Linked DNA regions of Homo sapiens: region 2 is linked to region 1. A link is an interaction called in ENCODE POLR2A ChIA-PET data of the cell type or tissue named here. Cell type or tissue: GM12878. All regions are shown on one strand. Links, peaks and the distances in the headings refer to the core of each region. The heading gives the core; the rest is flanking DNA. Region 1 overlaps MOV10L1 (Mov10 like RNA helicase 1). Region 2 holds the start of IL17REL (interleukin 17 receptor E like).

Region 1 (5,365 bases), core at 58-5,057:
CTGGAAGCAGGCACCCGCCAATGCCCGCGTGGGCAGGTCCAGACACCTGGTGCTCCAGGTGTGCTCGAGCCAACCCGGGTCAGGCACTCTGGGTCACTAACCTGAGTGGCAGGAAACTGATGTCCTTGTTTTAGATACGCTCCCACACAATATGTTAATATTCACGGGGAAGTAACTGACCAGGGGGTTAAAATCCTTGTGGCTGTTGCTCTGTGTATTTCACTCTTTCTGTTAAGCCAAATGATAACTAGAAAGCTGCTTGGTGTGTCACTAGATGAGAACCAGGGATCCTCCAAGGCTCCTGTCATTAAAACTCGATCCTCGGGGACTCTGCTCTGCCTGGCAGCCGAGGGACTTTCCTGCTCCTTTTCTGGGTTACATCCCTACAGCCCCTTGATGTTGAAACTGTGCCCCAAAGAGTTAAAGAAACCGATGACTAACAGAAATTCTTGAGCCTGCAGGATGGGTGATAAGAAACAACTCCAGCGCTGAGTCTCCCCCTGCTTATGACATCAAAGGACTGGCTGAGATCAGCTGGAACCAAGATGGACAACTGGAGTTTGTGCAGAGCTTACTGACGTCACAGCCTGGATTCCCACCGTGTTTCATGCGAACTCCCTCCGAACTGGCACATGTGACCCATGAGGTAGCATGAAGGGGTAACTATGCACACCCAAGGCCTTTCCAGACCTCCCTTTTCCTTCCACCAACCACCTATTAATCCCAGATTCTACCCACTAAACGTTTTCTGACAAAATTACTGCCTTAAAGCCAGCACAGAGAGACACATTTGAGCTTGACTCCTGTCTCCTTGGGGGTTGGTTTTCAATACAAAGCTTTTCTTTTCTCAGAAACCCACTGTCGTAGCAATGGCCCCTAGTGCATCAGGCAGTGAGCCCCTTTTTCTCAATAATAATATGCCCAGGGATCATGACTGCTTATTCGCTTACTGAGTGATTGCTTTGTGCCAGAAAACTGCACATTTTACATGTCTGACCTCATTCAATCTTCAAACCACACGAGGCAGGGACTATCATTTTACCAATGAGAACAAGGCTCAGAGTGGTTAAGAAACTTGCCCAAGGTCACACAGCTTCTTGGTGGTGGTGCTGTGATTCAAACAATGGTCTAACCTTAAAAGGTAAACAACCACATGATATTCTTCCCTGGTAACAGGTTTTCCCTTTAGTCTGCAACTAAGTAGAAGTCCATAATCCCTCATCTTGAACTGTAACTGGGGCAACACGTGATTTGAAATTCAGAATCTTTCAGTATTAGAAAAGTGACCCACCTCACCCTCAGGGAGGTCTGGGGTAGTAGCAGAGCTCAAACCCATCAGTTATTATAGCCGATGGAGGAAAAGTCACATCACACGGGACTAAGTCATTACACTTTAAAAAGCCTGCTATTCAGGGCTTTTTCGTTTTATAACTACAGAAGAGAACACGTGGATGTGAAGTGCTTTCCTGAGACTACCCTCCAGTTAAAATCTGGGTGGTCCCTATGTTCCCCAGCCACAAGTCCCAGATCACACACTGCTTCTCCTAACTCCATTCTTAAGTGGTACCACATCTTCAAACAGGCTTCAGGTGACCCCACAATCCTGTTGCCCCCAGTGCGAATGACACGGGGATGCCGTGCACTACACACCATGGCCTCGTCAGGACGGGAGAGGTGGCAGGAGCTGGGTGAGGCCAGCCTGCTCTGAGAGCCACCTTGGAACTGCCAGAGCAGAGTGGGGCTTGGGGGAGTGAAGGCCGTCTTCCTTGGGCTTCACGCTGCTGCTGGGCAGCTGCAGAGACAGAACTTGACCTTCAGAGCTCCGTGGAAATGCACTCCATCCCCCAAATACAATCATGGAAAGAGGCTTGAACCCCAGCTTCATCCCCTTTATACCTCCCCAGCCAGGTGGTAGCCACCGCTTGCCAGTGCACGTCCGCTTTTCCTTCACAGATAAAACTGCCAGACCAAGAGCCACACTCATTTCAGTTATGGTACCTTTTCTGTGCGGTCACAACAACTGTAGTTTTTGCGGATGTTAACGCTTGTGAACTTTTAAGCTTTTTCCAAGAAAATGGTTCGCGCGCAGCAATTAGTGACTCCTCCCCACTGATAACATTTACTTCAAGGTATCGCCCAATTAGGAAATCGGAAAAACAGAGCAAAAGGAGCTCCTTGCAGCGGCCAGGATTTCTTGAAAAAAACAAAATGAAATTTAGTTTTAGTCATAAATAAGATAGGCAGTCAACACAATTTTCCTTTGTACATACAAGAAAAGTGACAGAGTTAAGACTCATCTTTAGTCTTCAATAATTCTTTTTACAGAGAAAAAAGAGATCTTCTAAAATAAGCTATGTAATTAATATTTTCTCAAGATAAAATTAAGCACCTACAGGCCCGGTGCGGTGGCTCAGGCCTGTAATCCCAGCACTTTGGAAGACTGAGGCGGGCAGATCGCTTGAGCCCAGGAGTTTGAGACCAGCCTGGGCAATATAGGATGAACCTGTCTCTGCAAAAAATACACAAATTAGCCGGACATGGAGGCGTGTGCCTGTGGTTCCAGCTACTCGGGAGGCTGAGGTGGGAGCCTAGGGAGGTGGAGGCTGCAGTGAGCTGTGATCATGCCTCTGCACTCCAGCCTGGGCAACAGAGTGAGACCCTGTCTCAAAAAAAAAAAAAAAAAAAAAAAGTAAGCATCTACAATAGTCTTTTTTGTAATCCTAACACATATAAGAGTAGGAAAAAATTTTGATATTCCCAATTTTAAGTCAGAATTTTATGACATGACCAAAAATAGGTACTATATCTAATGTGCTTTCTGCCCAGTCCTCGCTGTGGCTCTAACTGGGGCTACATCATCCACACTACACTTTGTGCCCCCCTATGGCTTTTTTTTTTTTTTTGAGACGGAGTCTCGCTCTGTCACCCAGCCTGGAGTGCGGTGGCGTGATCTCGGCTCACTGCAAGCTCCGCCTCCCAGGTTCACGCCATTCTCCTGCCTCAGCCTCCTGAGTAGCTGGGACTACAGGTGCCCGCCACCACGCCCAGCTAATTTTTTTTATTTTTAGTAGAGACAGGGTTTCACTGTGTTAGCACCTATGGCTTTTTTGAAAAAACCTGTTTCTATGTTGTCATAATGTCAAAAAAAAAAAAAAAGCATTGAAGCTGGCTGCACCTCACACAGCTGACTGTGCACTTGCCACCCACAGCTTGATGTTGATGAGCTGTGATTTAATCAGATTTAAGTTTTTCAAAAAATTTAGAATTAGACACCCAGCTGGAAGGCTATCACGCACTGTCGGGCAGCTTAGGCAGGGATGCAGGGACACAGGGAGCTGGAGGACAGGGCCTGTTTGGTCAGCTGATGTAACCAACCACACCAGGGAGAGCGAAGGGCTCAAGGTTGGCGTCTGGCATCCCAGCTAGGAAGGGGCCCTTCCTGCCCCTCCCTCAGCACACTGTGCTGTCCGTGCCTTGGCCAAATGCCCAGGTGACGGGATGGAGATGACCGAGGCCCCAGGGCTTGGCTATGCGGAACACGGGCAAGGCAGTGAAGAGGAGCCAACGTGATGTCTCAGAACAGCAGAAGCACAGGGAGCTCAGGCCTCAGAGAGCCTCAGAGACACCCTGTTTTCTTTGTGAGGGTGAGAGGCCATCTGGTGAGGACCCTCATGAGTCGTGCGAAGTTACAGGATCCATTGCCCCAGGTGGGTCACACTTGGTACCCAGCTTCTAGACCAATGCTTTTTCTTAGGATTCTGTCACATCAAAAACGTCAGGTGTACCTTTTTGTTTTTTTGAGACAGAGTCTTGCTCCGTCTCAGGCTGGAGTGCAGTCGTGCGATCTTGGCTCACTGCACCCTCCGTCACCTGGATTTAAGCGATTCTACTGCCTCAGCCTCCTGAGTAGCTAGGACTACAGGGGCCCAAGTAATTTTTGTATTTTTAGTAGAGGCGGGGTTTCGCCATGGTGGCCAGGCTGGTTTCGAACTCCTGGTCTCAGGTGATCCACCCGCCACAAAGGAGTACCTTTTATAACACCCAACCTAGAAGTATCAGAGAAACTTAAAAACGCGGCTCTCCCCAGACCTCCAGGCCCTTACTTTCCGTCACAGATGACCACAATGAAGGTTTTTCCCCCTGGAGGGACAAGCCCCCCAGGCTCAGGCTCTGTCATCTGCTTCCTTGATAGAATGTTGTCTTTTTCTCCATTTTCTCCTTTACAGGTACAATCACCTGGGAAATAAAATTTTAATACAAAAGTTGACCAAAAGGTAAATTATCTCTAACAGTGCTGGCATGCTTAGTGGAAATGAATACTCTCTCACACACACAAAGACAGATGCACACAAAAACACGGGGCAAAGCCTCAGGTGGTGGCTGGAAAAACATAAAGAGAGAGAGCAGCTGGAAGTAGGAGAGGGCTGTGACTACCAAGTGCTGGGATAGAAGGCCTGCCCCGGCGCGCCCAGCAATCTTTCCCTGCTTCGAGGTACTCAGGAGCCGGCCGCCATCTGAAGCACCTCTTGGTATTTGTCAAGCTGCTTTTTGTCCCTCTCCCTAACGTCGTCAGCAAGAGAAGGGCCTGAAGCCGAAGAGCTCAGAGCACAAAGCACTGTAGCTGCCGGGTGTCCTGGCCCCTGCTGCCCGCCCTCTGTCCAGAACTCACAACCCCACGGCCCCCAGCCCACCCGACCTCACGCAGTGACAGCCGAAACGTCCACTACCTGGAGAGATTCCTCTGTTGTTCACCAAACTGCTCTCCGACATCTGAGAGGTTTTGTTTTTTGTGTGGCTATTTAATGAATTAATATTTTCATCTGATGAATTCTCCTTCTCAGGAACAGAAACAAAAGATACCACGGGGCACATCTGGTCTTTATCCAGCATTTGGAATCTGAATTGTTTAGATTTATCCCAGCCAGCCAGTTTACAGCTGACTAAGTTTTGAGGAATGTCTCCTTTATTCCTGGAAAAATACAATTAACTATGAACACAGCCAGGATTTCTAAAACCAAAATATTCAGTTATCATAAAACACAAAACCTAATCTAGGAAGTGGTGACTGCAAATACACTTATGAATATAAGTCAAAAGGTCATTTTTGGGTAAAAAATTTTGAAAAGATCTTCATGCCGGGCGTGGTGTCTCACGCCTGTAGTCCCAGCACTTTGGGAGGCTGAGGCGGCAAATCACAAGGTCAGGAGCTCCAGACCATCCTGGCTAACACGGTGAAACCCCGTCTCTACTAAAAATACAAAAAATTAGCCGGGCGTGGTGGCGGGCGCCTGTAGTCCCAGCTACTCGGGAGGCTGAGGCAGGAGAATGGTGTGAACCCGGGAGGCGGAGCTTGCAGTGAGCTGAG
Region 2 (5,365 bases), core at 183-5,182, 100 kb after region 1:
ACACTCCAGGGCCTTGGGACCCAGAGCTCCAGGTGGCCCTGGTGGCAAAGTCTCAGAGGGAGGAGCTTCGGGGCCGGGCACCTTTCAGAGCGCCCTCTCCTTGGGCTCACTCACCTTCCCTGGCCTGGACCTGGTCCTCCTTTACCGTCTTGCCTGCTGCTTTTGCTTGTTTTTGTGATGCTTTTCCTATCTTATGCCCTTATTTGGTGGTTTTCCCTGGAAGGGCTGGTCTGGGTCCCAGACTCCCAGGTACTGAGTGCACCCCATGGGCTTTAGTGGCTCCCCGGAGCCTGCTGACACCCCACAATGAGTCTCACCCCAGCCCTGGCCTCCATACAGGGTTGGGGCCCAGGCCTTGGGCCTCCCCTCCCTCAGCAGGGTCCAGGCCCCACACCAGCTGCTCGGTTAGCTCATGCATGCTCCATTAATCACGCACAGACACACGGAGAGCCGCAGACACCACGTCCCCTCCTCCTTCACTTAGGGTGGGCCCAGCCTCTGCCCCGACTTACTGGACACACACTTTCTGGGCACCCCGGTGGGTCCCATCAGGCCCTGGGTGCCTGGGGGACAAGGCCCTGCCCCGCAGTGCTACCTGGCCTGCTGCGCTGGGCCACCCTGGCAGATTTGACCTCCCAGTCCTGTGCCCGGCCTCCGTGCGTCTCTCCGCTGGGATGAGAGCCCTGGGGAGTGGGAGCTGTTCCCACCTCGTTCTTCCTGCTGCTCATGCCCTGCTTGTGCCACGTGGGCCCTGGCCTGTCCTATGGGCCAAGCTGGCCCAGCCCTTCCGAGGTTCCCGGAAGCCAAGGACTGCTTTGCATAGGCACTGGGGGCTCTCCCCACCCAGCCCCCCAGGAAGAGTGACTCAGCCTGGGGCTCGGAGTTTGCCGTGGGCGGTGGGTGCCCCAGCAGGGTGGTGCCTGCACTTCTGGGCTGGGCTGTGGCTGCTTGGGAACCTACAGCCCTGGCGGCTAGGAAAACCAGGGAGTCCCCTCTTCACCCCACATCCCTACCCCACCCTGGGGCTCCTTCTGTCCCTCCCCCACCAGCTATAGCTGCAGCAAGTGTGCAGGCTGGCCTTCCCCTAGTCCTTCCTGGCCTGGGCAACCTGAAGTTTGACTCACCAGCCCCAGTACATGGGGGACGGGGCTTGGCACAGGCTCACCCCACTGAGAAGGGCTGGCCAGGGACCCGGGACAGCCCCAGGGCAAGGACAGCGGTTGGAGGCCAGTGAGAGCCAGGCCAAGGCCCCAGCCTCTCGGATGAAAGGGACACATGGTGGTCACACCTGCCAGCCTTGCCTATCCTGTGACGCTCCGAGGAACTGCGTGAAAGTTCTCAAAACGCAGCAGCTCCCATGCAGGGGGTGGCCTTGCTGAGTGGCCAGCCCTGCGGTGGACGGCAGCTACCTGCTCTCACCCATCACGGCTGCCACCTTTGAGTCCATGCAGGAGAGGGCACGGTCTGCAGCCGCCTGCCACACCACGGGCACCACGTGGCCGCCTGCCAGACCACGGGCACCACGTGGGATGGTGGGCCTGGGGTGTGCTTCCTCCGGCAGCTCCTGGCATCAGAACTGCCCATGGGCCCTGGTGAGGTCTGACCACAGGTTGTGGGTAGCAGGTCTTCTAGCTCCACCAGGAGCCCCAGCCCAGGCCCACTTCGAAGGTGCCAGTGTGTCCAGATGGCCTGCACTGGGTGCAGCCTCTTGTGGGGACTCGGTGGCTCCTGGAGCACCCCCAGTCTTAACACTCCCACCTCCCTCCTGACCCCTCCAGCTGCTGACCCATCCTGGGACTCTGTGGCTGGCCCAGCATGCTGCTGGCCCTCGCCTGCAGGCACCGTCCTGAACCCACCACCCACTTGGTCCTGGCCCAGTGGGGATGGGTCCTCAGCACCAGGCATCTGAACCTGAGCCCAGGCACAGCAGGGCAGGACGAGTTGGGGTGGGGGCTGCTCTTCTCCAAATCTCCTGGCCGGTTGGGTCCTTCTAGGCAGGACTCACCTGGAGGAGGGCTGAGAGAGGCTGACAAGCTAGAGGCAGAGCTGGACTGCCCCTCTGGGGTGGGGGGCCAGGTGGAGGGGCGTTAGGGAGGGTGAGGGGGGTGGGGAAGGGGACCTCCCATCCGCAGAGCCTTCATCCCAGAGGGACGACACCCTACCCCCGCCCCCCTGCGTTTGAGTGGAGGTCTTGGTTTTCCGAAAGCTGGGGGAAGCAGGTGGGCTCCATGCAGGAGCGAGTTGGGAGCCACCTGGGGCTGGTCTTGCAGGTGATAAGGGTGACCCTGGGGGGCCTGCCTGGGGGCGTGGCCTTGAGGGGCGCGGGCGTCGCCTGTTGGTGGGTGTGGATTGAGGGACGGGTGGGTGCGGTCCGGGGACCTGGGGTCGAGGTCAAGGGGCGCTAGGCACAGTCAGGGGGCCTGGGGCGCGGTCGGGGGTGGGCTGGGGTAGGAGAGGACAGGGGCGAGGTTTCAGGGATCTGTGGGCTCAGGGTCTGTGGACGCAGTCCAGGGTTCCCGGGGGGTGTGGGAAGGTCAGTGGGCTGGAGGAGCGGTGGCGGGGGGCGGGGTGGGCGGGGCCCGGGGACGCGACTGCAGGTGGAGGAAGGCGCTGTAGGGGGTGGGGAGTCCCGGGGCGCGCCGGGGCGGGCGAGTGCTGTCGGGGTGGAGGGAGGCGCGGCCGGGGAATGTGGGGCCGGCGCACGCGGTCTCAGCGCCCCTCCCTCCCCAGGGCTGCCGAGGGACCCCCGAGCGCCGCCCTGCCTCGTGTGCCGCGGGCTGCTGCCACCCGCCGGGCCCTGCAAGCGCTGCCGCTCGTTCTGCGCCGCGGTCCTGCAGGGCGCGTCCTTCGTGCGGCTCGGCGGGCGGAGCTGCAGCCCGCGGACCCCGTGAGTCGGGACCGGCGCGGGGACCAGGACGACGACCCGGAGCCACGCGCGTCTCCGTGGAAACCTGCGCGGAGCTGAGGCCGAGAACACAGCGCTGTTGTGGTGAACCCGCGTCCTCGCCGTGGTTTTCTTGGGAACCTCGTGCCCAGCACCCCCGCACCCGCTCCGGACCCTCCGAGCCGCTCTGGGGAAGGCTCCAGCCCGGGTCCCGGGCGGACGCTGGTTCGTTCCTTCCCGCGTTCGTCCGACGAGTCTCGGCGCCGCCCAGGGTCTCCGCACCCCGTTTCCTCCCATCTGGTGCCCAGCGCGGGCGCGGAGGGAGCCCCCGGGGTTGGACCCTCAGATCCCTTCACCGTTGGGCTTCTGGGCGACCGATGGTCACTGGGCTGTGTGGCCGTGCTGCCCTGGAGACCCAGACTTGGAAAGACCCCACCCCCACCCCAGGCCTCGCCCAGCTGCGGTGGGTGATCTCGGTGGCCGGGGCCCGCCCAGGAGCCCGTGGCCTGGCTCTTCATGGATACTGAGCAGGGCCAATCCCCCAGCCCTCAGAGACAGGGCTGGAGCCCTCTGACCTCAGGCTGGAGAGGGTGGCCGGGGGCCTGGGGCAGAGGGCAGAGGCCGGCCCCACTGTCCTTCCCTGGGCCTTGGAACCAGCACCAGCCACACCCCGTGGGCCGTCCCTACACGAGATCACCGACTACTGGCCACCTGCAGCCCCTGCCTGCGTCACGGCACGCTGGGATGGCGCCTTCAGGCAACGGGTGTGTCGTGGTGGGGGCCTGTCCCAGAGAGGCCTGGAGAGAGGTTTGGGTGTGAGTGGGCCCATGGGGGAGGGACATTTGTCCTTTCCCAATGATCCTGCTGGCCGTGCCCATGGACATCGTCTGGGACACCCCTGCCACAGTACAGCAGCCCCCATCGTCCCCTGGTATAAGGAGGGCTGGAGGCCAGGCTGAGGGGCGAGGCCCAGCTGGAGTATCTGTCTTACAGCTCAGCCAGCCTGGGATAGGGGATGACAGTGGCCCGTCCTGAGCCACCCCCAAATGTGCCTGCCTGCTGCTGACCATGCCGTGGCATGGAGGCTGGCACTAGCCACTCTCTCCAGGGCATTGTGGCCACAGGCACGCTGCTGCAGGGGGCGGGCTCAGCCCCATCTACTCTGCCCAGCAGTGAGTGCATAAGTTCCAGCCCATGGAGGGCTCTAGGCCAGGCGGGGGCAGGGTCGAGGTGCTGGCCCAGGAGGCAGGGAGGTGGGCAGTGCGGGGTGGTGGGAGGGAGGGAGGACTTCACGGTCACAGCAGCCCCTGCCGCCTTCCCTCCCCTGGGACCGAACCCCAGAGCTTGTTTCTCAAGCTCCCTCCTGACTACCCGAGCCCACAGTGTGAGGCCCACAGCCTCTCCCAGCCTGGGGGTGGTGCCGCCCTCCACACTTGGGGTGTCCTGTGGGTATTCCAGGCAGAACACCCCAGCTAGACACTCCCAGGCTCCCCAGCTATTAACTCCCGCCATCCCCCCCCCACACACACACAGACACACACACACACACACACACACACACACACACACACACACACACACACGTGGGGCAGTGCCCTCCCAGAACCTGAGGCAGGTGCAGAAGCCTCTGTGCCTGTCCAGGAAGGGAGGAGCCAGGAGGACCCAAGAACTGCACCCTGGTTCTCTCCAACCCCCTGCCCTGGCTGGAGGCAAATGGGAAGCAGTAAGCTTCTGCCCAGAAACTTTCCTATGCATTTGATGCTCCAAATAAGAAGATGACACAGAACGGCTCCCTGAGCAGAGGCTGGGCCCCAGAGTTCCCAGCCTCGGGGGGTGCCCTCCGGAGTGGGGGGGGGCTCATAGGGAGGACCACACAGGGGAGGTGGCCTTTTGCATCTTGAGGGGAGGTGGAGGCCAGGGACTTGGGTGGAATCTCAGGTCTTAGGAGAGGGCTCCCCTTAGGGGCTGGGGCTGAAGCCAGGGGCTCTGGGGTATGAGTGCCCAGGACAGATTCCACCCCTCTGCCAGCCCAGCCAGCTTTCCAGGGCCCTTGTCTACCCTCCTGGCCTCATGCATGCCTGAGGGAGGTGCACGCCGGCGGCAGCCTATCCCGCCGGCCTGGAGCCATCTCTGCACCAGTGGCCGCCCTGTGGGGAACCCCATTAGGGTGTCCTCGGACCCCAAAGGCCCCAAGGTTTCTGGATGCTTCCTTTGGAAACCTAGAAACTCCACAAGTGTCTGGCCACAGTCTTCTGGCCCCAGGCGGTGGAAAGTCTCCCGGGCTGCTGTCTGTGAAGCGAGCCCTGTTTTGCCGGGAGGGGGAGTGTCTCGCTCGCTCCAGCTGTGAAGAGCAGCCTCCACCCTCTGTTTGTCTTTGGGGCTGGAGCTGCAGGGTCAGCCTGGAGCCGCTGCCACAGGGCATCCTGCAAACTTGCCCCACTCACATCCACGCTTACCAGTGGGAGCTCTCACTGCACAGCC

What was found. ChIA-PET counts read pairs that join two places held together with the same protein. Peaks named below come from ENCODE experiments on the same cell type or tissue, not always from the same donor. Only the 100,000 strongest peaks of a DNase experiment are listed, where the experiment ranks them.
Region 2: POLR2A ChIA-PET joins it to region 1 with 8 read pairs; 3 of 35 experiments call an interaction of 5 or more read pairs at or near these places.

The regions. Positions count from the first base shown.
Region 1 is chr22:50,113,985-50,119,349 of GRCh38, reverse strand. It overlaps MOV10L1 (Mov10 like RNA helicase 1), which reads right to left. Exons shown (of 27, transcript NM_018995.3): 7 at 4,728-4,969; 8 at 4,104-4,236; 9 at 1,999-2,193. Among named protein-coding and RNA genes, the nearest start is that of MOV10L1, 27 kb to the right of the region's middle. In GM12878, for the core only: no CTCF peak of the experiment used is centred there; no DNase peak of the experiment used is centred there; H3K27me3 peaks cover 292 bases.
Region 2 is chr22:50,012,649-50,018,013 of GRCh38, reverse strand. It overlaps IL17REL (interleukin 17 receptor E like), which reads left to right and starts at 5,249. Exons shown (of 15, transcript NM_001371417.1): 1 at 5,249-5,365. RefSeq lists enhancers at 654-713, 4,764-5,364. In GM12878, for the core only: a CTCF peak has its summit at 2,822 (motif pointing left); a DNase peak (open chromatin) is centred at 883; H3K4me3 peaks cover 349 bases.